2 separate regions of the Mus musculus genome follow, and region 1 is linked to region 2. A link is a loop called in an ENCODE intact Hi-C map of the cell type or tissue named here. Cell type or tissue: left cerebral cortex. All regions are shown on one strand. Each heading gives the region's core, and the rest is flanking DNA. Links, peaks and the distances in the headings are about the cores only. Region 1 holds the start of Gabra1 (gamma-aminobutyric acid (GABA) A receptor, subunit alpha 1). Region 2 has its middle 26 kb from the start of Mir146.

Region 1 (11,913 bases), core at 1-8,000, 1.2 Mb before region 2:
GTTACACAATGAATTCAAAGGTTCTTTTTTATTTAGTATGCAAATTTTTAAATATCAAAACTCCTTCCATTTCGTTTCCATACATTTTTTATTTTGATTTTTTGGATGTTCTTTTAAGATATTTAGGAAAGGAAGATACATAAATCATTTATTATGTTATTTATATTTTTATGAGTGTATTGATTTCCCTTAAGATGTATGAAGCAATGAAGATTCATTCAAACCTTTATTTTCTTTAACTTTGGTCATTTCTGGGTTTAGACATAGTAGAAGTGTTGGGAAAAGCCAACACGATGTAAGATGCACTCTAGATATAAGGTGGCATCGTGTTTTAAGACACAACTACTTAAGGGCAAAGCAGAGGTCAGAAATGAGTTTTTTTCACTTTCTGGAATAAGACTTTATTTTCAACCTTCTGTAGAGGAACGGTCATTCCTGTTCTTTCTGTTTGGGGCTATAGTCTTTCAGTATTATTATTCTAGCTTTCAACCACATAGGGATGCACTTCCTATAACTTGTGTTTCTATACCAACCGGTCTATTATCTATGCAGAATTAATCGTGTTTTATGTAATGACCAGCATGACACCTTCAAATCCTCAGAGAGAAGCAGTTTCTATCTTAGAAAAAATTACACTTGCTGACAAATCTCAGTGAAAGCTCTGACCTTGAATGAAAAGCTTAAGTAGGTACAGGGTGTAAAATTAAGAAAGGGAAATAAACCTATATACTTTATATTTAAATTTTAGTATTCTTTTTGTTTCACTTGTACATAGTTATATGGTTAATAAATAAATGTGAGCAAAATAATGGTGTTTTAAACCGGAATTCACTTCTTTGACAGGGATGCCAAATATAATCTATTTTCACCTCAGAAACAAATGCTGTTTTGCAAATAATTAATTTTGTATAAGCAAAATTCAGACCACTTCCTTTTTTCTTAATTTTATAAAATTTTATTTAAAACTTGCAGATATATAACACACCATACACCAAATTAACCACAGTCAATAGAAGGGACTAAGGAAGGACTGAATGTAAATAATGGCCACTTTAAAGATGCAAAGTTAATTTATTTTTCTAGTACTGATTCTTTCATGGATAAATGCATAAAAGATATTCAATACTGAAAGTATAAACTTTAATGTGACTCTTCACTGCTTCTGTTTGAATGCCTATCCTAACTGTATGGACATTAACTGAGTTGTATATACTTTCAAAGACTGCTTTTCTGATAAAGTTTTAACTTGATAGTTATACGTAAAATTTCTCTATGGCACTAAATATATGGAATTTATTTCCACAAGACCATTTTTCATTTCATTAAATTAAACATTAATCCATTCATGTCACACAGATTAAGAGCTTATTCTCATTTGGCAAAATTAAACACCTTGTTGTTTTATTTTATTTCTTAAATCAAGTTCTCAGTGAGTTTGTGACTTCCTGCGTGTCTCATTGGCAGATGACAGTAGTAAGGTAAAAGCAAGATCGGCTTTCAGAAAGTAAATACTTGTAAAAATTCAATGTCACAAAAACAAATACCATCCATCATCTTTCAAGGACACTGGAAGGTCGTGTTGATAAAGACAAAGAGATGTGAACACATCTAGGGATTCAGGAAACTCTCCATAGAGAAAACTCTTAGGGGGGAAGCAGTGAAATTAGGAAAGAAAAGATGATAAGTTAGAGAAACAACAGAAGGTGATTAGACTGCTAACACAGCCCTCAGAATCCCGGGTATCTGTTACCTTTATCTGTGCGTGTGGTGTGTTTCCACAGCTTATGTAAAACACAAGAAATTGTTTAAGCTTATGAATCTTGCTGTCAGCAATTGTTTGAATTGGAATGCAAATACCAAAGAGATCAGCCCCTTCCCAAACAAAACCAGCCCTGTTATTCCATTTGGAATGGGAATCTTTCTTTACTGTGATTTTGTAATCAGGCTCATCTTCAACCTTACATCTAATTTCCTATTTAAATTACAACTGCCACAGAACTCAGGAGAGGAACTAAGATGACTTTGGGAGTGAATAAATACTAATAACAACACAGAATGCCCTAGACTGAATACTCATTTTTGAAGAGAAATGTCAGTTACTGAACCTGCTTTTGATTCCACATGAACAACTCTGTAATAAAACACTGTGCACTAACTCCATCTACAGGTCATTATAATAGTAACACTCCATATAATTTTTCAAAAATCACTGATCACTTAACTCCTGAAATTAAGAGTATCAGACTGTAATATGCATCTTCTTCTTCCGATATTTGTTTATGCGATAATACTAAAAAGTAACACAGCCAGCATCTCATTTTAAACCAATCCTCAGAAATGTCTGCCTTTCCAGATGATTCCATAGCTCTGATTTTTACTCATAAAGATTCACTTCCTATTACACTTCAAGGAGTTTAGGATTTTATTATATGCTGAACACCTTTTAGTAAGGCACAAGAATAGACTAGACAAAAAACTATTAAAGTAGAGAACAATATAAAATATTTGATCATTTAGATAAATGCTATTACAATCTCATGTTCTTTATTGGATCATTAGAAAATACATTTATTAGTTCAACTTACTGAAATTGATTCACAACATTTCTTCTTGATATTAATACTAAATGAGCAAAATTTAATTTTTATCTAGTATTTTACAGCAATCATCTGGTATATTCTATCTCTATTGATTTTATTAACCATGGTTTAAAACACAATATACATGTGTTTCTAGTCATGTGGCATTCACGTTATAAATATTATTTTAACTTATTTTTATTCTAAAATATTATTTTAACTTCCATGCTTTTGTGAGTTACTCTATGATTTTGCAAATAGTTAGAAAATTTCCTATTGAAAACTTAACTTATAACTATCTAGTAACTTTTCCCATAAATTAGGAAATTATATATTTTTTGCTCAGTTACAAATGAAAACTAAAAAGTTGTTTCAGACTTAAGAGTTGAATTCATACATTTCCTAGTTTAAATTTAAAAGTAAAGCTTGTTAAGTGTATTCTCGTGAGCATCCAAACAAGAAAGTTATTTTCATGTTCTATTCTTCTTTAGTCTTAGCTGAAATTTTATTGCAGTAAAGTTTTCTGAATTCCCTTAGTCATGAATTCATCCATGGACAATTTTCTTCCCCCTGATGGAATAAATAAAAAATTACAGAAATTGTCATGCAGATTTTAAAGAAAATGCCCCCACCTTCTTCCCGACAGTGTGCTCAGAATGAGGGTCCAGGCCCAAAGATAGTCAGAGAGACCCCGACTTTTCTTCATCACGGGCTTGCACAGCTGAAAAGTGGAATAAGTAGAGATCAGTGTGTCTTGCAAGAAACATCAGGTTATAACCACTAGGGCTGACTGAGGCAGTTCCGATGAATGCTTTGAAGTCAGGAAATGACCTCACTGGAATATGACACTCATTGGAAGCAATGGAAACCTGGCCCATCCACTCCCCACCTTCCGTACCACCTTTCCATTCAGAAATGTACCAGAATTTTAATTTATCCTATAAAACTTGAAATGGTTTCAGGTGACAAAATTACTCTAGAGTAGCCTTTGCATTTCTATTACTTGCTGATTTATTCAAAACGACCTTTCTGATTCGGGTCCCTGTGGTGGAATCTGTACTGAAAGGTTTAAACTTGGTGTCTCTAAAAGGAGGGCATGTGGTTACGTGGGATCTAGTAGACTAACACCTCTGTTGACAAAATGCATCCCTGAATTCTGGAGATACCTTGATTTCAGAAGCAACTGTATCTGCCTCTTTATAAAAACCATTGGAAACACACTGTTGAATGCCAGAGTCGTGCTTCTCCTCTGTGGTTGTTAAATATGCTCACTAATGTTTCTGTGAAGCTAAAGGATACACTTTAAAGTCAGGCCATGTGCTGGGCTCTCTCTCTCTCTCTCTCTCTCTCTCTCTCTCTCTCTCCCTCTCCCTCTCCCTCTCCCTCTCCCTCTCCCTCTCCCTCTCCCTCTCCCTCTCCCTCTCTCTCTCCCTCTCCCCCTCTCTCTCTCCCTCTCTCTCTCTCTCTCTCTCTCTCTCTCTCTCTCTCTCTCTCTCTCACACACACACACACACACACACACACACACATCAATGCACACAAACATACCCACACATATCTTGTAAGCGTCCTTTAATTTCTTCCAGGGTGCTGCTAGAAAACACTTTGTCTCCAACAGATGGAAGCTTAAGTGGTTTGCTTCGCATGAAAAGGAGGGTATATTTATTCCCACTTAGGTAAATTGCAATCAATCATTATCTGATTGTTGAACTTGGATATGGTAGGAGGATACTGGAGGAATAAATGTGTATGGAACAGAAGAGTTATAGAAATGTCTATGTGTGTGTGTTATACATTCACATAATTATGTGTATATACATAATTATTAAGCCAAATTTTAAAATCCTGAGCACTACCTGGCTAAAAAGCAGATGTAGTTACTTAAATGCACTGAAATTAATCCTGGTCCTACTATGAAAACTATTACATGTATTTTATTTTCCCACTTTCTCGATTCTTAACTCCTTAGTAGGGTCAACCGTGAATAGATGGAAGCTTTATAAAACCCAGGGTTTTTTTTTGTTTTTTTTTTTTTTTTTTTTTTTACATTAAGCATTCTCTAGGTCCATGTGGTATGTATGCCTTTAAATACATCAACAAAATGCTTTCTACACTCTCCCGGATCATTCCAATCAGTAAGAACCATCACACACAGCCATGTAAGCAGGGAAGCAGAATTCATTTAGAATGAAATTATGTAGAGATAAGCACCGTGAGCTTCCTCATAGTGTTCTCTTAAATGTAGTGACCGGTTTTGACACACAGGAGTAGACTATGACAGGGTATCTTGGATAAATATCATTATGTGAAAATATTGCATCCAAATGGCACAATGGTAATTCTTTCTTTAAAGCATGTTTTAACATCTGTTTTGAAGAGGAAACAACTTCTCTTAACCCTATTAATCGCCACTGATTCTAGAAAAGGAAAGAAAGTCTTGAATGGGTGAGAGAATGAGATTCCCATGGCAAGACACCATAGCTCTTGCACTCTTCTCATATTTGCAGAAAAACAAACCTGCCGTGGCACTTCAGTTGTGGAGGAAGAAAGTTTCTTGCGAATACAAACAGAACAGTTGAAAGGCAGCACGAAGCTGTCTCTTGCCCCCTTTCCACCTCCATCCTTCCCCTCTCTAGAAGCATGCTCCACTACCCACCTCCCCTGCCACCCAGAGCAAGTAAGTTCAGCTTCTCATTTCCAGAATGGGAGAGACCCCTACACCAGAGGGCATTTCAGCTGTGGTGGCTGGAAAGGGGAGAAGAGACGTGTTCAAGCAGGGTGAGCCAGTCTTCCCTAGAATGGAGCAGGGTGACAGGTTTTTGGTCCTAACCTCTTAACTTTAGCTGATGGCAACCCCCAGAGCCACTCCCCAACTCACCGCAGCTCCCCTTGGACAGAAAAAAAGAAGAGGAAAAGAAAAGAAAAAAGAGAGAAAGGAAAAAAAAGAAGAAGAAAGAGAGATCAAAACAACATGTCACCACCCACCCCTCAGGGTACATTCTAATCTTCCTTAAAGAGGAGAGCAGGAAGAGAGAGAGAGAGCGAGAGAGAAAAATCTACTCCTATAAGGCTGCAGTTTTCACCCTGAAAGAAGAAAACATTCCTTGTTTCTACCTGCTCCCAGCTTCAGCTCCTGTCCTGCTCCTGCTCGCTTCCCTGCTAGAACATCTCTGCCTCTCCAGCTAGGACAAAGGCAGGTTGCAAGCACTGGGCGATCGTGGTCCGAAGTCTCACTTACCTCGGGGCCCCCTCTGGGCACCGGATCGCTCCAGACCCGGGAGAAAAGTGTGGGAGAGAGGATCGCGGTGAGTCGGAGCTGCGCGAGTCTGCGAGCGCGGGCGCGCCGGGCGGAGGGCGTCCTCGCGCCGCGCTCACTCACACGGTCTGAGGCATCATGGACTCTGCGTGCTCCTGCACTGGAGATTTCATACCCAAATTTGCTTCCCAATATCCAATCTGCAGCTATACAACAAAAGATTTCTCTGTACCAAGACAGTAGTAATACGTCCCAGCGCAAACCGGATGTGAAATAGGCGGTGACTTCATGCCAGAGAGATTTTATTTTAGAAAGGAAGGTGGTACCAGCCACTGGATCTGGACACCAATCCGCCCATTTTTTATATGCAGCGCAATTTAACTTGCACTCTGGCCCTAATCCCCATCTCTGTAGCTGCCGGCTCAAATCCTTCTTCAATCTGCTGCAAGCATTCCTCTATTTTGGGGGGGAAGGGGGACTGAAAAATGGGGGAAGGGAAGGGTAGAAAGGGTTAGAGATGGGGGCCACTCTTAGGATCTTTTCTCTCTTGATATTTATGAGCATACTCTTCTAAGGTGTGCTCATTAAAGCACAACCGATCCTTGTAACTCTGCTACCTCTGATCAAATATTTAACCACTGCATTCATATGAATGAACGCAAGCTAGGAAGCAGGGAGATGTAGGCTTACACGTGTGGAGAGCGCTCTGTCCTCGACTTGCTCTCCCTCGCACACTCCCACACATATGGCTAAATCCCTGCTTGTTGCAGAACCAGGACGAGTGAGGGACAGTAGGAAGAACCCTGTTTGCTAGGGAACGGCCCCTGGGCTTAGAGTCCTTCATACTTTGTCAGATTCCGAGTGCTTTGCATCCCGCCTTTCATCTACAGCATAGAGGACAGCCAGACAGGCTTCGCAAACGGGTTTTTAACCTTTGCGTGCGTTGTCCTGAAAAAGCACAGACTCCCTTAACTCTGAATTTTGCAAGGTTTTCGAACACGGAATATTTAACTTCGCATAAATCATTTCTGGGTTTGAGAGGCACATCTCCATTTCCGGAAACATGCCTTTGCCTTGAACTCCATCGTTTTCGGTTCAGAAAAATGGGGGGGGGGGAATTTTTAGAAGTCAGTGGGGGGAAAGCTTCTACTTTGTTTTTTCTTCTCTGTCCTCTTTTCTTACCTTCCCTGAGAGTTCTTCACCCACAGATAACTATACATGCAGGATGTGTGTGTGTGTTTGTGTGTGTGTTTGTGTGTGTGTGTGTGTGTGTGTGTGTGTGTTCGACATGTTCCTGAGGGATTTTCAGGGACTGAGCAATGACTGTGGTTCCTTGCTGGGTTTTTGTGAATGGCTTCTAGCTCAGGTCATGGGTGCTGTCTTCCTCAGGGTGCTAGTAGACAATGGCCAGCACCTCCAAGAGCTGCTTTTCAGCACTTTAAAACCACATGGGGAGGAGGTGCTGAAAAATATGAGGCATCCTTATGCCATTCATATTTCTGGTAGATGAAGTCTGAATTTGGGTAAACCCGCTGACCATTTTCTTCTAGTGGACTTCTGGCCGAGGAGAAATTTAAAATAGAGGCTGAGTGTTGTCCAAAACATTAAAGGGGGGGGGGGGGGGGACTAATTAGCCAGCACCAAACACTCCTGTGTTTAGCATTCTACAAGTTGTTCTTGGCGTATGCTGCAAGGAAATCAGTTTATAAGATGAAACCTTAAGCTATGCAGTTGCAATGACGTGGCCTTCACAGTCAAGGACCACATTCATAATGTGACTTTGTTCTCTGGCTTTTGGGGGGTGAATTGCTGACAAGGAATTTTCAAGATAAGCGTTTGGAAGGTGGGGTTGAGGACTGACTCGAGGCATCTCTCTTTAAACAGTAATAATTGCCCGCAAAGCACACAACAAGGGTCGATGCACTCTCAAATACCAGCGAATACTGCCATTCCCTTGTGTGGCAGAGCTCCATTTATCAATTAGTTACTTGTTCACTGGGCAGCTTGTAAAGCAAGACTAACTTTACTGAAGTCCTGAAGCCCCAAGTTACCAACTATAAAGCACTTTCTCATCTCTCCAGTCTGCTAACTTTCCATAGTTTCAATGCCATAAAAAAACAAAACAAAACAAAAAACCAAAAAACCAATAGTCATAAAATATAACATTTTTTTTAAAATGTCTTTCCTTCTCCTGACAAAATTGTTGTAACTTCTTTTACAGTTCTCAACAAATTGGGGGAAATTTTGGCTTTTTCCTCTCATGTCACACAACTAAATCTCTCTATTGATTAGATTTTGCAAACACTTGGCTCTGAAATTTTATTATTTGAGAAAACTCTCTGAGAACAATTTCAATCATGTACTGCTTTATGTACCACTATAGCTACATGTAACTCTACAGCATTTCCATACCCTAGAAAAATACATGAAGAATTATGGAGCTAGAGTGTTAATGCAGAAATGAGAATGCCCCTTAAAATAAAATACAACATAGAGCAGATTGCATATACATTACATATTACATATACATCATTCTCATAAAATATATTATTTAAAATACCAATAACTTGACAATTCCCAAAACATTACCCAACATTGTAAACAATTAATGAATTTATAGTTTCCCATCTGAGATATTAATATATCCACATATTTCTAGATATTAAAACACAAAAATTAATAAAAAGAAAACTATTTTATAATGTCCCATTCTATTAATGATTTTTGACAGCTGCTGGCATTACAGTTTTCCTGTTACATCTGGAATAAATCCTTTCAAAGTGTGTATACCTGACAAAATAACTTATTGAAATAGCAAAAATTATGATTTCTAACATTTCTGAGTGTTTACTTTGTAAAATTATATCCCAATTGTTTAGCATAGCACATTCAACTTCTTTCTTAAAACAAATCTTAATATGGCCGTTTTACAAATCTTTCATATTCGTGGCTTACAAACATCAAAACATTTGCCCAAGGTCATTTGGATCATGAGTTATCAATTTTAGTATGGAATCTAAATTTCAGAATTCAGGTTCACTTGTTCATTCATACTTACTCACAACTGTTTCTTCACTGCGAGTTCCTGTGCCCCTACAAATGTGCCCCTACACATATATTTGGCCATTTAGGTTAGTCACAGATATCAATGCACATTTTAATTTCAAAACTATAGAAATTTATCTAGTATTAAAAGTTAACAAAAGATTGGGGAGTAAGTAAATATTTATAACAAGAGTATTTAGTTTGAAGACAAGTGTGCTGAGAACATACAATTTCACTTTTATTTCAGATTTTTATTGTTATTTACCATCTTTCTCATGAAACCAGTGGCCAATATCCCCAATACCAATAGTTTTCAGCAGGAGGGCTCTGAAGTCAAACCTAGAATCAGAGATGCTAGGCAGGCCAAATACCTTCGTCTCTAGTGTTACAGTCTGGTACACATTGCTTTTTCTGTCATTTTAAATGGCAGAAAGCCCTGACCTAATTGAACCCATGACACTGAATCTACTCAACAGAAAACTGCTTTTACTTTATCAACTAGAAGTGTAGTTAGTGAGAGAAAAATAATGAATGTTCTCACTCGTTCAGTGACGTTTTTAACATTTACAAATATCTGAGTAAAAATAAAACATAAATGAAAATAAACCAGCTTTATTGACATTCAAAAAAAGATAGTGGCATGGCTCAGATATATGTGGGCTGAAAATAATTCTCAATATTAACATGTGGCTAGTAATCCATAATAATAAGTGTAAAGGTTGTTACTTGAATAGCTATAATTATCAATATATAAATGAATGGCTTTATACAGTATTCTCAAATTTACTAATTTCACTAGTATATAATACAGACCACCTTACTTAGTGAACCATATAAGTATATTGTACAGAATATCCCTTCTTGTATAATTGATACTGAATTAAAAAATAATTTTTAAAATGGGAAAATTTTGTGCTTTAATTGAGATACATTTGCCATCCAAGATAGTATCTTTTATTTCCAGGATAGATGCACAGTTTGCACACACACACACACGCACACACACACACATACACACACACAGACACACACACATATAGATATATAGATATATAGATATATAGAGAGATAGAGAGATAGGTAGGTAGGTAGATAGATAGATAGACAGACAGACAGACAGACAGACAGACAGACAGACAGATAGATAGATAGATAGATAGATGATAGATGATAGATAGATAGAGATAGATAGAGATACAGATATATATATATATATATATATATATATATATATATATATATATATATACCATGTAGCAGCTCTATGGCAGGGTATATTACCAAGGTTCTCCAAACTTCATTAATTGAAATTTTCAAGCACAGTTATAGTACCCCACATTTAAGTTGCAGCATTGTGTGGGAAAATATCACATCTGACTCTTTTCTTGGAAACATAAATTGTTTCTAATGACTGCACATTTGTTTTCTCTTTATCCCTTACTGTATTTGTTTGCTGTAATTTGGTATGTCTTGTAAAAGCCTCAATATATCTTTTTTAGGAATAGGTTTTTCCTCATAGTTCTGAAAGTATAAGGCCTCATAGAATCCTCCTAGCACGTAGTCTATCCATAGCTATTTCATGCAAACATAGATTTTTCCAAGAATATACTTAAAATACCGTCTTTTATGTGTAATTAAAAAATAACATATACACATGTGCAGGAGCCATGAGCAATTTAATAGTTATTTAAGTAGGGCACTCTTGAGGTTCCCTCTGTTGATAATTTTCAATACAGTGACTCACACATCATAACCTGGATTCACCCATGTTCTTTAAAAGACTTTTCACAGATGTTAAATCCAGCAACTCAAGTAGATTAAATTCAGATTTATTTAGAATTGAATGAAGTGATAAGCTGAGAGCAAGAAGTAATTTTATTCATTTAAAAATAAATAGTCTTCATATTGCCCAAACTCTGAAGAAGGGTTTTCTGCTTTGTAGATTCACTTGGCAATTTGAAGACAATGAGATAAGTCAGAAAGAAGGTATGAAAATAGACAATTATTAAAATATCTACTCTGCATGACATTTTAAAATGCAATTTCAGACCCATGCTAAATGACCTGAATGAAGAAACATACATTATTAGTAGAACAGTATTAAGATAAAACCAAATGAGAACACATTTTAACTGTAGATATGGATGCACATCTATTTCTCTTTGTTGTTTTTTAGGCAAGTGAGATAAATAAATACTCAGTTGTCTGTATTAAGTGTTTATTATCCAGGGGGGAAAGTTTAGGGTTTTCACTTACCAGAAATAGTAAGGGGAAATTATAGACAAGCCGGTTTCAAGAGACTACACTTGGTTTATGTAGGGTCTTCTGGTAGGATTATGATAGGTCTGTTTTACAGTATCCCAAGACTTGAATGTGCTGTTATTATCCTGCTGGACATCTCAGTTTATATATTTGTCCACAATGACCTGAGCATTACAGCTGCATTTGAAAAACTGCTCATCATGCCCTGGTCACAGGATTTGTGGAGAGGATATGCAATGGAAGGATTTACAGAGAACAAAGATCAAGAATTAAGACACTAATACCCCATCTGTTCAATAGCTCTCAGTTCTTGATGCTTACAATAATTTTTGCTTTGTGGAGTGAAATGAAAACAAGTGTGTGGATGTGGATGCCTTTTTATTAAAATTGTACATAAATACATCCAACTATAACTAAAGGCCCATGTTAACTGTGGGGAGTGTGAATTAGATTTTTCTTACTATAATTTTCATCCATACAACTCAAGATCACTGTTACCCCACTCCTTGTCCCCTATGACATTCCTGCCCCTCACCCTCTCCCTTTATCCTCTGAGATGGTGGAGGCCTCCCCTGGATATTTCCCCACCCTGACACACCAAGTTTCTGCAGGTCTAGTAGCATCTTTTCCCACTGAGGCCACAAAGTATCCCACTTACAGGAACGGATTCCACAGACAGGCAACAGCATTAGGGACAGGTAGTCACACTCTCAAAGAAACCTTATTTCCCTTTTCATGACATCCATCATTCAGCATGAGTTGCATAGATAT
Region 2 (12,641 bases), core at 2,737-10,736:
GCAACCGTATAGGTGGAACAACAGTATGAACTAACCAGTACCTCCGGAGCGCGTGTCTCTAGCTGCATATGTAGCAGAAGATGGCCTAGTCGGCCATCATTGGGAAGAGAGGCCCTTGGTCTTACAAACTTTATATGCCTCAGTACAGGGGAACGGCAGGGCCAAGAAGTGGGAGTGGGTGGGTAGGGGAGTTGTGGTGGGAGGGTATGGGGGACTTTTGGGATAGCATTTGAAATGTAAATGAAGAAAATACCTAATTAAAAAAAATAGCAAGCATGTCTCTCTGGCTTCCAGTTTCACTATGTGTGGTGGACCCAATTTTGAGATGGATACTTGCGGCCCCATTGCCATATTCTCTAGCCACAGCAGACATTATTAACCGCTTGCCATACCATTTCCCATCACAACCATATTTGGCTTTTAAGTCCTGATGATACCAATGTTCAAGTCAGCCACAAGCATGCAAACAATCAGGGACACACAGGGGAGTAAACGCTATCTAACCACCCATGCCCTATGTGGCTCATAGATTGCCTGTTTGCCATATCCATGCCAATGGTAAGGAAATGTCTGTGTTTTTACTTCCAGCCTAAGGACCAGTCAGAGAAAGTTCATCTCCAGGTAAATTCTTCCTGCTCATTCAGTCCTGCTACAATCTTCTCAGCATAAACTTTAACTCATAGCCAAAGAAAATCCAATCACCTACATGTGCATTCTCAGATGTAACTGCAGGGGTCAGATATGGGGAGCTGTCCTGGCTAGCTGTTTACTTTGTTTTGGTTGGTTGGTCGTTCTGTCCGTCAGTTGGTTGGTTTGTCTTTCCATCCTCTGTTCCTGTGGCTGTCCTGCTCTTGCTAGATGCGGCCCCAGTGCTTTCTTTGTGGTAGATTGTTTTGCCTTTCATTACTGTCTGCTGTTAAACAATGAGATCTTCATTCCTCCAACTTTTATTCCCCCCCCCCCTCCGCCCCCAGAAAAGTTCAAACCATGACCAGCAAGCTGAGCTCTGACCTCTAAGTTGCCATCACAGAGCAGCCAAGGAACAAAGAGAGAGTCAATCCCACAAAGAAAGACAGCCATCACTGTGAACCTTCTTCCCACCTCCTCTGTAAAATGCCCTTTGAAATGTTTATACGTACACCTCTGCTGAAATGCTGCAGCTCCAGACTCACAGATTGTTGGTGTAGAGCAGTCCCCGGGAGCGTCAGCCCCATCCACTGGTTAGCTTGAAGAGCCAGAAGACGTTTATTTGCTCCATCCGACTCATCTGAGTTGTAAAAGCTAATTCATCTCTCACAAGCCATTTCCAAGAAAACGGGTGAAGTCCTTACATTGAAAAGAGCAAACTACAGGAGGGTGTGGAGAGAGGAGATATCAAATAAGACTAAAGTATAAGAGTGTGTGTGTGTGTGTGTGTGTGTGTGTGTGTGTGTGAGAGAGAGAGAGACAGACAGACAGACAGACAGACAGACAGAGACAGAGAGAGACAGAGTAAGGGCATAAGAATGTTGGAATCTCACTATCCTCTACTATCAGAGTCACCTAGAGGCGAACACCAGATTGGGAGCACTAGAGAAAGGGCGAATAAAGAATTCAACTCACTTTTTGAGGACGGTATTTTTGGTTAATTGGGAGCTATAGTGAGTTCAAGAAAAAGAATTAGGGGTTGCAGTTGATCTGTTAGTCCAAGCAAGACACGGTAGTAGTTTCAGAAGGAGTCAGAGTCATAAAAGGGAAAGGTGGGCAGGTTAAAAATATGTCTGAGTCAAGTAATCAACGCAAGGCTAAGCACAGCATTGCAAGCGGGGAAGAGATACGAGATTTCGACAAAGTCTCTGACTTATTTAACTGCATTGTGGTTGCTGTTCAATGAGGTAAGAAACATCAGAAAGCACAGATGGGTGATTGCAGGCTCACTCTCAAAATGCTGATTTCAAGACATCCAAATGGTGAAGTCAGGTATTCCATTTGCAGCTGGTAGGAAACAGACGTGACTTTTGTATTTAAATGTGATGCATGGAAACAGAGGGGAAAGTTGGGCCTGACTAAAGGCACACTCCTTTTAATGGAAGCACTTGTGAAGCAGAGGCAGAAAGATATTGGTCAGGTCAAGGTCAGCCTGGTTTACATACTGAGTTTCCCCAGGCTAGTTAGGTAACACACAGTGAGCTCTTGTCTCGGGTAAGAAAAAGGGGGGAGGAGGAGGAGGAGGAGGAGGAGGAGGAGGAGGAGGAGGAGGAGGAGGAGGAGGAGGAGGAGGAGAGGAGGGGAGAAAAAGGAGGAGGAGAGGGAGGAAGAGGAGGAGGAGGAGTGGAAAGAAGTGCTTGGCTTAGCTAGGGTTATATCGTTAGGAGAGAGAATACAATGTGAGAGGAAACAAGGTCCTGGGACCACATGTAGTGGCCAAGAAGGTGAACCTCTAGAGAAACATGAGGGAAATCCAGGCACAGAAAAATTGCAGAATGGCATCAACCCCAGAGCCTTTTCCAAACATTAATTCCTCCCTTGGTCCTGTTTCTTGAGCATTTGCACACAAGGTTTGAAATAGACCACCAATTTCTGGAAGAAAAAAAAAAAATCTGTTTTCCTTCAGGCCTTGGCTATTTCAGCATGACAGCTTTTGGCCTTGACTAAGCCTGTAGCCCCTGGAGATCCCAAGCTGCCCTCTGTGTTAAGAATCCTCGCAGCCAGAAGGCCATATGCAGCCCCAGACCTTACCATGGGTCACTATAAAGACATAGCCCTGGGCTTCGCAGTCTCTAAGACAACCAGAGACCTGGGTTCCTCTGCCCACCGTGCCTCCATTTCCTATGGTCCTGTAAGGAAGGCAGAGCCATATAGATAATACAAGCCTCAGTGTGCCAGCTACTCTCTGCCCTTGATTCTATGTCCCTGCACTTGGCTGCATGCAGCCAGCTCACCAGACTATTACATCTGCTCCCAGTATTGATGCGACATGCAGCAATTTGCTTTGAAAATCAACGTCTGAGGATTGGAGGGTTTGTCTGAAGTGCAGACCCGGCGCTCTGCTGAAAGGGTACAGCTGACTCACAACGCTTTCGTTTGTTTGGTTTACCCAGTCAGACGCACGCACCCCACCGGCCCTGCCCAGCATGCATGATCTGTGAGTCTCCTCTGGAGTTTGATTTGGGAGGATAATAAGCTACACAAAGGAGCAGATAACCAGAGGGGCTTACTTGCTGTCTGAAGGGTTTATATTTAGCTTGTGACTGGGCAGCTGTCAGGATGTGGCAATCACCCTTGGGAAACATAGTCCTGGGGGAACACAAAGGCGGGGCAGGACTAGGACAGGAAGAGGATATGGAGGGTTTAAACTGTTTAGGGACACAGGAAAGAGGACCAGACCAAATGTACCATATAAGCTATTATCTGGGGACAGTATTTTGGATACTTGAAGCACAGAATACAGACACAGCGAACACAAAATAGTGAACAAGAGGCATTTTCCCCAATGTTCTGTAAATGGCCCGCACAGAGAAATTCGAGGTCCCTTTGTCTTTCCTTCCCAGCTACACTCTATGATGAGCAGCCAGCAGAGCAGGTGGCTCCAAAAGCCTGTGTTCGCATGCAGATCTCATATGAGCTCAGAAGCCATCTCCCCTTGCTAAACAATGGAAATGCTGGAAAAGATAATCTGAAAGACATCAAAATTCTTCCCCAGCAAAGACAAGGAGAGTAACCTGAAGGGCACAGGTGGGGTCAACAGGAACCTGCCCATTATAGATGCCTGGGTCAGTTATCACAGGATGCTCTGCACTTGTTAAAGGTTCAGGGCTGATGCCATCCAAAACAAACAAACAAACAAAAACAGTGGTCAATGTTTTTTATTTAATTTAATTACATTTCTCCCCTCCCTTTCCTACCTCCAAGCCCTCCCCACTCTCCCTCAAATCTATGTCCTCTTTTTCACTAATTGTCATTACATGTATTAGATAGATAGATAGATAGATAGATAGATAGATAGATAGATAGATAGATAGATAGATTGATAGATAGATAGATAGATAGATAGATAGATAGATAGATAGATAGATAGATAGATAGATAGAACGTATTCAGGAATGCAACCTGTTTAGCTAGTCTGATTAATTGTATGTGTGTTTACAGGGCTGGCAGTGTGGCACTTGGCAACCATCTGGTATGCTCTTCCCTGGGGAGGTCCACCCCATCCCACTCTCTGCTTTATTCAGGTGCCTAGAGCTCTTTATGTGGGGCTGAGACTTCATGGGCTTTCCCCTATCCAATCTGTCATGTCCACTGGTGCCATCCTTGTTCAGCTCACACTTGGACAGTCTTAGTGGTGAGACTTCATGAGTACAGCTTCTGATATTACTAGGAGACACAATCTTAGATCAAAGTCCCTGATCCCCTGGCTCTTGCAATCTTTCTGCCCCCTCTTCACAATGCTCTCTCAGCCTTACACGTGGGAGGATTTTGTAGATGTATCCACAGGGACTGGAGTCCACAAACCTGCACTTTGATTGGCTGAGGGTTTTTTGTAGTGGTCTCCATATGTTCCAAACAGCACTTTCCTTGATGTAAAGACTACAGTTACCTGTAGGTATAAGAACAAATGTTTTTCGATTTTTAGGGAGTGTGCTGGTTTAGTAAATTAATGGTTCTAGACTCTTCTCCAGTTAACCAAGACTCTAACCAGCACTGAGTCTTTAGCTAGATTAGGCTAGCTAGTAGTTAGCTGTATTAGACATGAATTCCTTCTTGTTGAGCCTTGGACTTGTCTTAAATCCAACTGGAGACCTGATGGTTACTGCCAAGGCATGTGTGCCACTACTGCCCCCTTAGGGTTACCACGCCATGCTGGTTGTTGATGCGGCTCATTCGTGTTATAGTTAGATGGGACTGTTGCTCGCTTCCCTCCTTCGGAAACTTGCATGGTGCCTTCTGGTTCCGTGAAAGCTAGTGTTCAGGCCGGGCCGCTCAGGTCAGCTCCAGCTCAGAGGCCTCCGGGGCCTGTTTCTGAAATGCATCATGTCTTCAACAATAAGGATTTACTTTGATGGAAGTAATTTTTAAAGAGAGAAATGGTGCTACTCTCTGTTAGTCTTTAGTTACAATGTCCTGCTAAGTGAAATGGCAATGGGGCAGAAAGTGGCCGCTTACCGTCAACCAGGCAGCTGAGAAACGTGAAGAATGGTCACTCAGAGCTAGACAGCAGCAAGCACAGGCAAGGCAAGGACTCATCTCCCTTGTGCCAACCCCTCCCCTCTGCATTCCGGGACAGTGAGCCTGAGACACTGAGGCTGCCAGAGGAGAGAGAGAGAGAGAGAGAGAGAGAGAGAGAGAGAGAGAGAGAGAGAGAAAGTTTTACTTAAGCTTGGGTGTTTTGTTTGTTTGAGTTTTGTTTTGTCTGGTTAGTTGGTTGATTGGTTGGCTGTTTCTCTTGGTTTTTTTGTTTGTTTGTTTCTTTCTTTCTTTCTTTCTTTCTTTCTTTCTTTCTTTCTTTCTTCCTTTCTTTCTTTGAGACATGGCCTTACTCCATAGCACCCTGGCTGTCCTGAAACTCACTATGCAGAATAAGCTGATCTCAAACCCACAGAGATCTGCCTGCCTCTCCCTCCTGAATGCTGGGATTAAAAGCTTTACATAAGTTAGTTTTGTTTTTGCTTTTTTTCGCATCACTTGCTTTTTGTTTTGATCTTTTTAACTTCATGGTGTTTCATGGATGAGACTATAGAAAGAGAGCCAAGCCACCATCTTGCCCCGATGTGGGATAGCCAGAAGTGCAGATAGTCTCATAGGTCCGTGGGTTCCTAAACTCTTTGGAGTATCTTTTAAGAATAAAAAAAAGTCAAAGTTTTGAGCAAAAGCTCTACCACATGGCATTGTATGGAAATAGTCTTGCCTGGCCATAAATACGATCTATGACAAGGCAAAAAAAAAAAAAAAAAAAAAAAAAAAAACCCTTCTAGACCAGCGCTTCTTCTCAAACTGTGGGTCAAATGATCTATTCATAGGGATTGATATCAGATATCCTGCATACCCAATATTTATACTATGATTCATAACATTAGCAAAATTACAGTTATGAAGTAGCCACAAAATAATTGCATGGTTGGCGTCACCACATGAGGAGCTGTACTAAAGGGTCACAGCATTAGGGAGGCTGAGAACCCCTGACCCAGCCATGCCTTGCTCCCAGTGGACTTTCATATCTACTCCATTCCAGGCAGGCAGCCTGGGCTGGCTCAGTAAGTTCTGGTTCAGGATAAGGAAGGAGTTGATGTGGATTTCAAGACAGCGTCAACGATCACAGATGCTCACTAACTTCTGCTCGCAGACCTCACTACCATCAAAGGGTGCAGACAGACACAGAGTGAGTAGAAAGAGCCAAAAAAAATACCTCACTCACCTCTTACCAAGCTTCTACCTGAGGTTTTTTTTTGTTCTTGTGTGTAAAGTGCGGCCGCCTGTAGAAGTACGTAGATCCCAGTGTGGGGATGAAGGAGCGGATTTAAATGCCTCATGGGAAGGAGTCTATAGAAACCACGTCTGCCATCTTTGCCCTTTGCCTCTTGGATTTAGAAAGGATGATGATGCCCCATCATCTCGCCTTTTGTGAAGAAGACATTTAAGCCCAGGGAGAGGTAGTGGGTTAGGCTTCTTACAAAAGGTCACACACTGTCTTGGAAGCGGAGGCTGAGGTCTTACAATTCCCAAGAACTTCTTTAAGAACTATGAAAGGTTAATTCTTATCCGAGATGCCTCTTGCTTTGTTTCATAGGCAGTAAGATCCTACATCAAAAGTCCTAAGAAATTTCTTTTCGGGCACTTTGGTGCATGAGATCATCAGAGTAAGTAGGCACGCAGTGCATCCAAGATGAGATACAGAGATGTGAGATTCAGAACTTGAACTGTGCCAGCCTCACAAGCCCTGTTGTCTTGCTACCTGCCGGCTTCTTTTGCTGGCTTTCTTTAGTCCTTTGCTTTGGTGCTCCTGCCCCCTAGTGGCCAAGAACTGTACTGCAGCCACTCTCTGTGGCCCACTCATTAGGCAAAAAGGAGATAAGTCCTTGCAGGGCCACTGTATCTTTGTCTATAAAAACAAACCTCGCTGTGATTTAAAATAAAACAACAACAACAAACCACAAACAGATAACCCAGCAGTATCCACAAAAACATAGCTGGGAAGACAGCTGAAGCTGAGTACCAAAGATTCTAGTTTGAAAAATAACAAGTGTATATCTGACTTAAGGACGGTGGAATGAGGGGAATTCTGGGAAGTTGTGCAGGGGAGCCTAGGATAACTTAAAAATATCAGATGATGGCAGTGTCTTAGTACATTCCAATGAACACCAAGAGAAACACTCAGAGCCTTGTCTCCCTCCCTATCCTTGCACCCATTGGCCTCCATCCTCACACCGGACCTGCCCTCACTTGGCCTCTTAGTCCTGCCAGACCAAAGCCCAGAACTCCCACAGGCCATGGGCTCATCCCTGTGTCTATGAGAGAGAACATGCTAATTTTCATTCTGTTGCCGTGATAAAACAATGACCAAAAGGAACTTAGGAAGGAAAAAGATATCATCTGGCTTATGCTTATCACAGTCATGGGGGAAAAAAAAACAAGAACAAAAACTACAACACCATAAAGATAGGAACTCAAGCAGAGATCATGGAGGAACGCTGCTACCTCATCTACCCTTCATATATCTCCAAGGACTACCTGCTTAGGGATAGCGGCAGCCACAGCAGACTCGGCCCTTTCTATATCAATAAATATGCCATACAGTCATGTCCACGAAATAGTACGATAGAGAAAATTGCTCAATTGGAGTGCTTCCTTTCTAGGAGACTGTCAAGCTGACAAAACTAACCAGCATGAGCCAGATAATTCCCAGCTCCAAGTGAGTCATGAAGACCAGAGGCCACGCCCTCCAGAGGTCACGCCCTCTTGAGGTCACGCCCTCCTGAGGAAGATCCAGGAGCATTCTCTGGGCATAGATGCCTGGGAAGAATCACTAGACACACAAATTCAAGAGTGGCGCTGTGGAGTAAGCGACCTTCAAGGATGTCACAGCTATTTTTTCTCATTCCATTATGATGTAAGGATTTGTAGGCTGGGGAGACTGAGGTGGGAAAAGCCTGGAAAGCTCCCTAGAGTGAATCCCACCGTAATTCCTTCCAAGAAGCATAAACAGGGGCCAGTGCAGCAACACCCAGAAAGCCTGTAACCCCAGCACTCGAGAGCTGAAAGCAGGTCAGCCTCAGCTACATAGCAAGTTTGGGGTCAGCCTGGATTGCATGAGACCCTGCCTATAAACAAACCAGAAACAAAAAGCCAGCATGCCACATAAGAGCCTTCAACCCGTTCTGGAGAAGAAGGCGTGACATCTACAGCCCTAGAAAGCAAGCAATGACTTTGACCCTCTGGAAGCCACAGGACATAAAATGACTGGCATTTGATAACACCACTAAAATGGAACATTTCTATTCCCAAAAAGACGGATACTGTCAATAAGATTCCTTTTTTTTTTTTTTTAATCTGATTAAACTTTCTCTTTTGCTGCTTCTTTGTATCTCTGGTTGAAATGGAGCAGGATGCAGGTTACCATGGTGACGGCTTTTTTTTTTTTTTTAAACAGAGCTCAGGAGCTCTGGCTGTTGGCTGTAAGACCCCAAGCAGGAAATGGGGATATCAGGGTGAGCAGAGGATGAGAGGGACAAGAAAGAAAGGCGCAGGACTCATCCCAGGGTGCTGTAACTTCTCCAACTTGTTCTGTGACACAAGAATGGGAGTCAAGACTCAGCTGCCTCATTGGATGAAGGAAGCAGAGGCCAAATGTGTGTGGGAAACGTACACATCTTAACCTTTCCTTACTTGCTCCTTTTTGTGGCAAATAGACATCTGCTTTTGCACCCCTTCCCACTCTTAGTGGACACCTTCCACCCAAGTTTTGGAAAGCCCACCAAAAACCTAATCCAAAGAGGCATGATAAAAAGTTAAAAGTACTGAAAGCAAGAGCCCCATCCCGACCCCCACCCCCAGGAATTTTCAATGGAAGGGAATTTGAGGTTGCCAGTCCCATTGTTATCAATTCAAGCAGCTTTTGCCTCACATGCCTTTTCTGGTTTCTTCAAGCCCATCTAAGAACAGAAAACAGAGAGTCTTCGAGAGGCTAGGGCTCCCCATGGAAACCTGACAATCAGACATGGGTCAGAGAAATGACTGACAAGAGAGGAAAGGAGTTGCTGAGAGAAGTTCCCAGGGCCCTTCCAAATTCCAGGCCAGGGAGATAGGAAAATGGAATGGATAAAGCCAGAGAAAAATCGCTGATACAAAACCTGTTGGGGGGTGTGGGGTGGCTGGAGAGATGGCTCAGTGGCCTTCCAGAAGTCCTGAGTTCAATTCCCAGCAACCACATGGTGGCTCACAAACATCTGTAATGGAATCTGATGCCCTCTTCTCTTGTGTCCAAAGAGAGCAACAGTATATTCACACATAATAAATAAATCTTTCAAAAAAAATCTGTTTTGGATTCTCAAACACTGATGGCAGCCAGCTGGGGCAGGGGTTGGTACCACTGGCTGCTTTGGTGACCTTGTCCCCACAGACCGCAAGAAGGACATTTATTCATACTAGATCATAAGATTCCTTGCCTCTGCTTCAGGAGCTGTGGAGAAGGGTTGATGCAATCTATCCAGCCCTCTTCACTTGAACTTTGGAAGTGTGTTGCAATACCAAGGCAAGAATATCAATAATAACATGGGCTGAGTGCTTGCATGGACATTGTTCAGGGTCAGTCTGAAAATGATCCCATAACTTAGAAAAGCAGCTTGCCCATGCACTCATGATCACCACCATGAGACTCAACATGTATATTTGACATTGGTGTCTAGAGTGTGGCCTCCCGTCCCCAAATGCTTGTTCAGGTGTCCTATACTTGTATGCTCTGATGTTGGAGTCTTACTGAAGCCAGTTTAATGAGGACCTAGAGGTCCCCATGAGCAAGTGACAAGGTAGACTCTCACTCCCAGAAATTTTTAATTGCATGGTAGAAAGTAGGAGCCAGGATTGACCCCTAACTCAGAAAGGAACATGACAAGAAGCCCCAAGAAAGGCTCATAAAGACACAATCAGTTCGTTGCTACCCTAGCCCCAGAGTTACCATGGCAACAAAGTCTCTGATGCCCATCCTCAGTCCCTGTTCCTGATCTGCATAGCCTGCTGCCTACTTCACACTTCCTCTTTTAGCATCTTCTTGAGCTCAGGAACTTCACAGTTCTCTATAGTATCTGCAGGTCAAGAGCCATTCTTGAACAAGCAGAGACACACAGCCAACTCTAAGCAGCCCCAGCCCTCCTCAAAGCAGCGGGAACTGCTTGGGTTTCATGCTTTCTGTCTCCCTTTTCCCAGTCTCTGAATCTAGTATTGCCTTCTGCTCATATATATATCATACCTACTCTGTCTCCTTCAAGCACCTGGGAACTGTGCTCGCTAGAGCAGGCTGAGCCACACATGCTGGAGGAATTCAACTCTTAGACCAGATTGTAAGAAGACGTGTGCTGCTGGGCAATAACTAGAGCACCATGGGCTGCATAAGATAATAGAATAATAGACAGGGGTCTTCATTTGGAAGATGTAACAAGGTGGGTTTCTATGGGTACAGGCATGTATATTATCATGTTCTGAAGCCATGGTGTCATCAGACAGACTGGCTCACAATTCTGGGTGGCCAAAGTGTATAGTTGGTTGGCCTAGTGCTACTTGTATCCTAATGCTAATATTGGGTCCCCAAAACCTGGTTGTCCCAAAGATAAGAGAGTCCTCATGTAGACCCAAGTGACACTGTGTGATCTTGTTATTTTTGATTGGTGAATAACTATGCCAACAGCCAATAGCTGGGCAGAAGAGACATACGTGGGGTTTAGGATTCCCAGGCTTGGAATCAGAGGAGAACCAGGAGGGAGAAGAGGTGAAAGAGGAAGGAGAAGCAGCCATGGTTTAGCTGAGCCATAAAAACATGGCCCTGAGAGCTGGCCAATAGGAGTTAAGAACAGCCCAGATAAAATATAGTAAGTAATAACTTGGGGTTATCGATAGGAAAGAAGACTCTAATAGCATAGAGCTCTGCCCAGTTCTTATGCTGTTTCAGGCTTAATGAAAATATAAAGGTTGCTTGTGTGTCTTTTATCTGGGAACTGAATGATCAAGGCAGGGTAGAAACCCCAGAATGGGATTTAAAATTTCTACAAGTGTGAGCTGCTGTGCACATCATTTGCTGTTGTGGGATCTCTGCTATGCCAACAGGATTGTTTAAAGTTTAATCCTAGTTTTTTAAAAAAAAATCAGTTCCCAGGGTACTGGGCAGCAGCAGTTCTGTTGTGTCAGAATTACACAACAGAATTACAGCATTCCTAGGCTCACGGGACCAAGTTCCTGAAACCTAATGGGAACTGGCTCTACTGACTGCTCTCTTACCTTTCTTCACACTCATATTCTGCCATGTCATTGTCAAATCTCATCTCTAGGGTAACTGTTCTCAAACTTAAGGATGCCTCAGATGGAACAATTTTGTAGAACCCCTCAGTGGTGGACTCACCCCCAAATTTTCTCATCTGGTGAGTCCAAGGTGGACCTAGAAATGGAGTTTCCAGATGCCCTGTGGCTGTCTGAGGCTCTCACTGTGAAAATCATTGCTCTACACAGACATCCACACTCCTTTGACCATCCTTTCCACGTGACAGCCCCCAGGCATCTATGACCTCATAGTCAGTCTCCTGGGGGCTCTAGCTCACCACGTGAAACTTTTAAATACCTTCTCTTTACAGAGAACAGGTATTCCCACAGACTACCTCAGGTAGTAGGAGGTACTTCAATGGTGGACCTAAGATGAACCTCAAGTGAAGCGTCAGGAAGCTTCCAGGGGAAAGCAGAGCTGGCAAAGCAACTCTGTTTCTTCTGAAATGAATAGAGAAGCCATCATTGCTTCAGCAAACCCAGGTTGACCTTCAGTAAACTCCACCTCTTTTATTGTTTCTACTGTAGCTAAGGGTTCCTGCTTCCTCATTCTTGTTCCTGTTTGTCTTAACGTTTCCGTACTCCTTTATCCTGCCCCTCTAACAGCCTGGCCTCCTCCAGAGAACAATTCAGTTTATAGATCTGTCACGCACTACCTGATTTTCAATCATTTTCCCACTTTCAAATTCCCCAAAGAGAGGATCAGTGTGTATGCCCTGTCTCCATTTAGAGAAAGCTCTTCAAAGCAGCTTCCAGATTGGGGATTAGTTAAGCCTTAGTGAGCGGTGAGAGGATGGACCTTATGGAATGGTGTCCACCTTTGATGGTGGGAGAAGCTTTAGTCTGCTGACCCCCAATGCCTTGCATTCTAACTCCATTCAAAAACACCCAGCTACCTTTACCACTGTGCACAAAAGAGCTCAGATGCCACATATGTGCTCCATGTAATGCAGTTGGGTTGTGGCGTTTACTCAGCCTATATCCTGGGAATCTGTCATCCTACTGTAGGCATGTGGTCTGTGGAGAGACGCTGAGCAAGCAGCACCTTCCTCCTTCTGACTTTCCTTGTTCTATTGATGAGGAAGGACAAAGACCACTTTGTGTAGATAGCTGGATCCCCACAATGGCTTCCCACTGAACTT

Evidence for each region. A loop is a pair of places that touch in the nucleus more often than their neighbours do. Peaks named below come from ENCODE experiments on the same cell type or tissue, not always from the same donor. Only the 100,000 strongest peaks of a DNase experiment are listed, where the experiment ranks them.
Region 1: it touches region 2 in a loop (5-fold over the local background); 4 of 42 quality-filtered maps call a loop at or near these places.

What each region holds. Positions count from the first base shown.
Region 1 is chr11:42,176,349-42,188,261 of GRCm38, forward strand. It overlaps Gabra1 (gamma-aminobutyric acid (GABA) A receptor, subunit alpha 1), which reads right to left and starts at 6,582. Exons shown (of 10, transcript NM_010250.5): 1 at 5,818-6,582; 2 at 3,212-3,300. The coding sequence starts at 3,285. In left cerebral cortex, for the core only: CTCF peaks have their summits at 2,169 (motif pointing left) and 3,348; DNase peaks (open chromatin) are centred at 1,955, 3,411, 3,736, 4,191 and 5 more places; H3K4me3 peaks cover 5,841 bases; H3K27ac peaks cover 4,254 bases.
Region 2 is chr11:43,341,817-43,354,457 of GRCm38, forward strand. No RefSeq gene overlaps it. Among named protein-coding and RNA genes, the nearest start is that of Mir146, 26 kb to the right of the region's middle. In left cerebral cortex, for the core only: CTCF peaks have their summits at 6,996 (motif pointing left) and 8,003; DNase peaks (open chromatin) are centred at 3,030, 6,971, 8,005, 8,333 and 2 more places; H3K27ac peaks cover 1,825 bases.